Linked DNA regions of Homo sapiens: region 2 is linked to region 1. A link is a loop called in an ENCODE intact Hi-C map of the cell type or tissue named here. Cell type or tissue: Panc1. All regions are shown on one strand.

The links. Hi-C counts contacts between places; a loop is a spot of excess contacts. Peaks named below come from ENCODE experiments on the same cell type or tissue, not always from the same donor. Only the 100,000 strongest peaks of a DNase experiment are listed, where the experiment ranks them.
Region 2: a loop joins it to region 1, with 3 times the contacts of the local background. A loop is called at or near these places in 26 of 110 quality-filtered maps.

The regions. Positions count from the first base shown.
Region 1 is chr19:32,568,338-32,572,337 of GRCh38, reverse strand. No RefSeq gene overlaps it. Among named protein-coding and RNA genes, the nearest start is that of PDCD5, 11 kb to the left of the region's middle. In Panc1, a CTCF peak has its summit at 1,928 (motif pointing right); a DNase peak (open chromatin) is centred at 1,947; H3K4me3 peaks cover 719 bases.
Region 2 is chr19:32,316,674-32,320,673 of GRCh38, reverse strand. LOC124904688 (a long non-coding RNA gene) reads left to right here and starts at 1,264. Exons shown (of 2, transcript XR_007067224.1): 1 at 1,264-1,673. In Panc1, CTCF peaks have their summits at 105, 1,210, 1,409 and 1,609; no DNase peak of the experiment used is centred here.

The sequences.
Region 1 (4,000 bases):
CAAACCTTGAGCTAGATACAGAGTGCCGATTGGTGTATTTACAATCCTTGAGCTAAACACAGGGTGCTGATTGGTGTGTTTACAAACCTTGAGCTAGATACAGAGTGCCGATTGGTGTATTTACAATCCCTGAGCTAGACATAAAAGTTCTCCACGTCCTCACCAGAGCAGCCAGATACAGAGTGTCGATTGGTGCACTCACAAACCTTGAGCTAAACACAGGGTGCTGATTGGTGTATTTACAATCCCTGAGCTAGATATAAAGACTCTCCACGTCCCCACCAGACTCAGGAGCCCAGCTGGCTTCACCCAGTGGATCCCTCACCGGGGCTGCAGGTGGAGCTGCCTGCCAGTCCTGCGCTGTGCGCTCACATTCCTCAGCCCTTGGGTGGTCGATGGGACTGGGCGCCCTGGAGCAGTGGGTGGTGCTCGTCCGGGAGACTCGGGCTCACAGGAGCCCATGGAGGGGGTGGGAGGCTCAGACATGGCAGGCTGCAGGTCCCGAGCCCTGCCCCGTGGGAAGGCAGCTAAGACTGCAGGTCCCGAGCACCGCGCCGGTGGGCCGGCACTGCTGGGGGACCCAGTACACCCTCCGCAGCCACTGGCCCGGGTGCTAAGTCCCTCATTGCCCGGGGCCGGCAGGGCTGGCCGGCTGCTCCGAGTGCGGGGCCCGCCAAGCCCACGCCCACCCAGAACTCCAGCTGGCCCGCAAGCGCTGCGCGCAGCCCCGGTTCCTGCTCGCGCCTCTCCCTCCACACCTCCCTGCAAACTGAGGGAGCTGGCTCTGGCCTTGGCCAGCCCAGAAAGGGGCTCTCACAGTGCAGCGGCGGGCCGAAGGGCCCCTCAAGTGCCGCCAAAGTGGGAACCCAGGCAGAGGAGGCTCCGAGAGCAAGCGAGGGCTCTGAGGACTGCCAGCATGCTGTCACCTCTCAATCTCAGCTCACTGCATCCTCTGCCTCCTGGGTTCAAGCGATTCTCCTGCCTCAGCCTCCTGAGTAGCTGGGATTACAGGCACGTGTCACTGCACCCAGCTAATTTTTGTATTTTTAGTAGAGATGGGGTTTCACCATGTTGGCCAGGCTGGTCTCGAACTCCTGACCTCAAGTCATCCACCCGCCTTGGCCTCCCAAAGTGCTAGGATTACAGCCATGAGCCACCGCACCCGACCTGTCCCTTTAAGTTTCCAGCCAGAGATGATACCCATCATTTTTCTTTATATTGTGTTGGCCAAAGTGAATCATGTGACTATGCCTAACATCAAAGCGGGTGGGGAAGTGCAGTCCTACCTTGTGACTGGGAAATGAATGAGGGAGGGAGGGAAGGAGGGAGGAAACAAGGAAGGAGGAAGGAAGGAAGGTTGGTAGGTAGGAAGGGAGGGAAGGAGGGAGGCAGGGATGGAGGGAAAAGGAAGGAAGGGAGGGAGGGACGAAAGGAGAAGAAAGGAAGGGAGGAAGGGAAAGAAGGAAGGAAGGAAGGAAGGAAGAGCAGTGGCTTGCACTTGTAGTCCCAGCTACTCGAGAGGCTGAGGCGGGAGGATTGCTTTAAGCCAGGAGTTCCAGACCAGCCTGGGCAACATAACGAGACCCCATCTCTGCAAAAATTTAAACAGGAAGGGAGGGAGGGAGGGAAGGAGAAGCTGCTCTGGGCAGGCTGCATTGCTTCCGTGATGCATTCCTCTGTGCACACAGGTGATCTGGCCAGTGCATCTTACAGTTTCTTTGCGTTTTTCTGTTATTTCCATTTCTTGCTTCTTGGTGCAGCAGCAGCATAATTACTCTGAGAAGCCCACAGGGTCAGAGCCTGCAGAACCAGTCGGTCCGTCTGCAACGCTCAGCCCCATCTTTCTCTTCCCACTTCAGGCCACCTCCTCTGCGCTGATCTCCAAGGAACCCCAAATGCCCGGAGTCCTGGTGTCTCCTGCAAGCAGCAGAGGGAGCCCACACTCTATCAAAAGCGACTGAGTTTCTCATTATACTACAAAGCAGAAACTACAATAACTGTTGTTTTCTTTTTTCTTTCTTTCTTTTTTCTTTTTTTTTTTTTTGCCATGCAGTATGTCCTTACAGATGAAGCTTTAATCTCCCTCGTCCATCTCTGTTGCTGTAAATTTATGCTCCATTATGGTTCCATATGCCCGATCCTCTGAGAAAGCCACGGCGGGCTTGTGGGGAGCGTGCGCTTCAGAGCTGTATGTGCAGCATGTGGAATTGCAGATTGGTACCTGGCACACTTAATGGTTATGTCTTCACAGGTTGTTTTAGAGCCATTTATTAGCCGTGATCCTGCATGGATCAGTCGTGATATCATGGAAACGGTGCCGTGGAACTCACTGAAATGCAAGGAGCAGAAGCAGAGTGTGGTCCATTAAAAAATAAATCTGGCCGGGTGCAGTGGCTCATGCTTATAATCCCAGCTCTTTGGGAGGCCGAGGGGGGCGGATCACCTGAGATCAGGAGTTCGAGACCAGCCTGGCCAACATGGTGAAACCCCATCTCTACTAAAAAAAATACAAAAATAGCAGAGTGTGGTGGTGGGTGCCTGTAGTCCCAGCTACTCGGGAGGCTGAGGCAGGAGGATCACTTGAAACTGGAAGGGGGGAGGTTGCAGTGAGCCAAGATCGCGCGCCACTGTACACTCCAGCCTGGGTGACAGAGCAAGACTCTGTCTCAAAAAAAAAAAAAAAAAAAAGAAAAGAAAAAGAAAAAGAAAGCTTCTCATTGAAAACTAGTTATAGTCTTTTACTTGAGAAGGAGCTCCGTCCAAGCTTTTGTGGCCACTTGCTGGGATAACAGCTTTCTTCACCATGAGATGGCCATACAGGAGGGTGAGGAGATGGCTATATTATCTCGTCAGGACTTCCTTGTCATGGCTAGAAAGCCACAGACTGGCTGTGCATGGTGGCTCGCACCTGTAATCCCAGCACTTAGGGGGCTGAAGCAGGAGGATTGCTTGAGGCCAAGAGTTCAAGACCAGCCTGGGCAACATAGAGAGACCCTTGTCTGCACAAAAAAATAAAAAAAAATTAGGCATGGTGGTATGTGCCTGTAGTCCCAGCTATTCAAGGAGGCTGAGGCAGGAGGATCCCTTGAGCCCAAGAGGTTGAGGCTGCAGTGGCTATGATCATGCCTCTGCTCTCCAGCCTGAGCAACAGAGTGAGACTCTGTCACAATAATAAATAAGCTGGGCAGTGGCTTGCATCTGTAGTCCCAGCTACTTGGGAGGCTGAAATGACAGGATTGCTTGAAGCCAAGAGTTCGAGACCAGCCTAGGCAACATAATGAGACCCACCCCCCCCGTCTCTGCAAAAAAATTAAAAAATAAGCCAGGAATTGTGGTGTGCCCAGGAGTTCAAGGCTGCAGTGAGCTATGATTGTGCCACTGCACACCAGCCTGGGAGACAGAGTGACATCCTGTCTCAGAAAAAAAAAAAAAAGAAAAGAAAAGAAAGGAAAAGACATGAAAGTTTGCTGGCTAACAGGAAGCGGGCTATTTTAAGAGCCTCCTGGGCTCCTTTAGTTTTGGAGCACCCATTACATAAAACGTTAAATATACAGAAATGCACCCCATTCCACATCCAATATAATGCATATATATAAATAATAAATGATAACACAAGGGCTTCAATTTGAGTTTCATCAAGTGTATTCATCTTGACTTTGCATTTTTTTTCTCTACAGTTTGGCACCAATAAATTTTTTTTCATTCCTGGCTGTTTATGACCCCATGGGCCTTGGGATAACTCTCAGTTCTGGGTCTTAATTCTGGGGAACTTGATGCCGACAGGGGTCCTGTATGATTGGGGGCCAAGATGAAATTTCATCGTAGCCTCCACCTGCCTCATCCAAAGAGAACCAACCTCAAAGGAGATGAGGAAGACCTTCCTCTCCTCAAATAAAATTAGGAGGACTTTCACCTGTCCTTAAAAACATCCTGGCCGGGCGCGGTGGCTCATGCCTGTAATCCCAGCACTTTGGGAGGCTGAGGCGGGCGGATCATGAGG
Region 2 (4,000 bases), 250 kb after region 1:
ATTATTAGATAAGATACTTATTCCTCCCTCCCAAGAAGTATTGATTTGATGTTGGTGACAGTGTCAATTTGAGGGGGCTGATTGAATATGTTGGAAAATATTTATGTAAAATGGTCTAGCACGACAAGTTCTTTGAATTGCATTACGGACAGCATGGGTTTATGTATTTCAGACGTGACCTGCCTGCTGGTTGCTTCTTTGTGTACTGATGTGTGTCACCCTCTTGCAATTGGGAGTCTGGCCACAGCCCAGTCCTCTGCATTGAACTCTAGAGCCCCCGTTATTTGTCTGTTAATTTTCACAAAGCCTCATATTGCCTTGATTAAGTTTCTTTTATATGTTATGGAATCATCTCACAAACACTTCACCAAACAAGTCTCAAATGGCTTGCTAACCCTGGGTTCTTTGAGAGAAGCACTGGGGAAGTATTCTCTTTTGGAAAGTAATCATATTTGCTTGAAATCTTAAGATGTTAGATCACAGGCGAGGTGTGGTGGCTGATGCCTGTAATCCCTGCACTTTGAGAGGCCAAAGCTGGAGGATTGCTTCAGCCCAGAAGTTTAAGACCAGCCTGGGCAACATAGCAAGACCCTGTCTCCACAAAAACAAAATGAAAAACCAAAAAGCCACCCCAAACCAAAAACATAACTGGGCATGGCGGTGCATGCCTGTATTCCCAGCTACTTGGGAGGATGAGGTAGGAGGGAATGCTTGAACCCAGGGGAATCGAGGCTGCAGTGAGTCATGATCACAGCACTGCACTCCAGCCTGGGCGACAGAGTGAGACCCTGTCTCAAAAAAAAAAGATGTTAGATCACAAAATGCTTAAAACAATTTGTGGTTCTCCAGGGTGCAGCTTCTTAATCAGCACATATTGGTGTCAAACCAATGAGCCCTGCAACTTCTGGGCTTGGCCTTAGGGGCCACAGTGCTTGGAGGATTGTCTTGACCACGATGGGAGCAGAAACTCACTGTGAACAGTTGCCAATGTCAGCTGAATCAAATGCTCAGGGCTGTCTGGTGTGTGCTTTCTGACAATATTCATCTGCTTATGGTCATCTTTCTATTTTTGGTAGTTGAAAAGGACCATGTACCTTGTCAGAAAATCAACAGATGATTTGGCTTCTGGTACTTTGAAAGTGACACACACACACACACCTCACACTTAATGTACACTATGCAAACACCTACAAACACATATGCATGTGCACACAATCTTTCCTGACTTCTGCAAGCTAAGAAGACTTTTTTTTTTCATTGTAGGTCAAAAACATTCATTGCATCCCCTGGTGGAAGTGCCTAGAAAAACAAGCAACAAACAAAGAAACAAAACATTTGTTGTCATTGCCACGGAAACCTTTTATTATCACCCTGTAAGTTTCACATGTGGATGGGGCATAGCTTTCATCAACTCATTTCAGCAGCCTAATAGTTCTGATGGGCTCTACATAGTTCTTGTTGAAGCAGAAGTTGCAGCTGAAATCCAGAAAATCAAGATTCTTCTTCTGCAGAGACTGATCCCCACCATTGCCCTGCCCTGACCTCGAGGGAAGGAGGCTTGAGAATGAGCTGTTTTTCCCAGCAAGCGTCCCATTGTGGAAGGAGCGGTGACACACATTGGTGGCTGATGGTATCACAGCTGACACACCCCCTCCCTTCTGCTGTGGAAAGAGGTAGGAGGAATGCGGGGAGGGTGACCACAGTATTTTCAGGGTAAATGGGGGGCTCAAATGGAGCCTTGGTGAGTGTGCTTTGGGATCCAGACTCTTGGCCTAGCACAAGGTTTTAAGTTTATTTGGACCAATGAGAAAGAGACCATGGACAGACTGCTTCTGCTGGGGACCGTTCATTTTTGTCACCTAAAGAAGAAAAATCCTACAATTCTGGTGGTGTCAGACACAGGAGGACTTTTACATTTACAGTTGAGATTTATGAAGTCTGATGTCTTTGTTCCTATACTGCTCCCCTCCACTGCCCCCAGGCCCCAGCTCAGTCACCTCCAGGTCGAATTCCCAAGTGTGTTGCGCACTCCAGAACTCTAAATTATCTTGAGACTGAAATGAAAGAAACGGAGAGGCCTAGTTCTCCCAGCAAGAGCAGAGGGCACAGAAAGGCTGAAAAATGGATTGAGGATTGAGCACTACCCTGGAATGTTCCAGAATTTTTTTTTTGAGATGGATCCTTGCTCTGTTGCCCAGGCTGGAATGCAGTGGCACAATTTCGGCTCACTGTAGCTTCTACCTCTCGAGTTCAAGCAATTCTCCTGCCTCCACCTCCCGAGTAGCTGACACTACAGACACCTGCCACCATACCCGTCTAATTTTTTGTATTTTTAGTAGAGACAGGGTTTCACCATGTTGGCCAGGCTGGTCTCAAACTCCTGACCTCAAGTGATCCACCTGCCTCGGCCTCCCAAAGTGCTGGGATTACAGGCATGAGCCACCGTGCCTGGCCCAGAAAATATTTTTTTTTTTTTTTTTTTTTTTTTTTTTTTTTTTTTTTTGAGATGGAGTCTCGCTGTCGCCCACGCTGGAGTGCAGTGGCGCAATCTCGGCTCACTGCAGCCTCCGCCCCCTGGGGTTCACGCCATTCTCCTGCCTCAGCCTCCCGAGTAGCTGGGACTACAGGCGCCCGCCACCTCGCCCGGCTAATTTTTTTGTATTTTTAGTAGAGACGGGGTTTCACCGTGTTAGCCAGGATGGTCTCGATCTCCTGACCTCGTGATCCGCCCGCCTTGGCCTCCCAAAGTGCTGGGATTACAGGCGTGAGCCACCGCGCCCGGCCGAAAATATTTTTAAAAGGCCCATTATCTGGGTCATTTTAACTCAATGAATTCAAGTTTTAAGATGGTAACCTGATTGATCGCATTTTCATCATCATCATCACCACCCCCACCATCATCATTTTCTTTTTCTTTTAAGAAAAAAGGGCAGTTCAGTGAGGGATTCTGGCTGCCCATCCAGAACAGTTACTCACCAGGTTAACAGGCTGCAGTGTTTAATGCAAAACAAATCGCCAAGCTGGCACTGAGCGGTGTGAAACCCAATTGGCTAGAAACTGTGTCTCATTAGAGGCCATCCACACAGCAAGCAGATGCACTTGGAAGTCGTCGTGTGATTCCTTTACAGGAATCACAGAAATGATACTTGCTGCTACGCAGCCAATCGAGTCTCACGAATCTGTTTGCAGTTTCTCTTCCTTGATATTTTGCCTCTTCTATAATCTCATCCCTCCCTTGCACATTCAGCTGGCTTTTGCACACTCCCCTCCACAAAACACACTAGAGTTTTCAACAAAGACACTCCATTCTCTATTAAGTTGGCTCCAAGACCCACTGGGTTAAGTTTGAAGTCTGGATCATCAACCAGACAGTTGGGTTAAGGCCTCTCCTGCCCTTTGCAGATGAGAAACACATTTCTGGCAGAGAAAGGGCCTGCCTTTGAGCCTTCACAAAGTGGATGTTGACACTTATGCCAGCATTTGTTTCGAACCTCTGCTTGGAGTTTGTTTTTCTGAAGAAATAGGTTAAAAATCATCATATGCAAAGAAGAGCTCAAGTATTTCTCAGGTTGCAGAGTGGAATGTTGCCACCGCTTACATTTCTAACGAGTTGGCTCCTAAACTCCCGACAAAACAAAAAGAATACTTTGTGTCCCTCCCAAGAATAATGGAAAGGGTTTATCATTCATCCTGACACACTGATAATTCATTTTCACTGGAGTTGCTCAAGCCAAAATCCTCCAGGAGTTAGCCTGAGTTTTTTTGCTTCTCTGCACCCCACTTGAATGTCACATCCTGAGAGGCTTTTCCTAAACACCCAGGGTATAGGAGTGGCGTCTGTGACCCTGCCAATATCTCTCAATCACTCTATTCTGTTGTGTTCTCTTAATAGAATTTACAACTTTCTGAAGTTATCTTTTTTAAAAACTAATTTTTAAAAATTATTTTTTGTAGAGACAGGGTCTTACTATGTTGCCCAGGCTGGTCTCGAACTACTGGT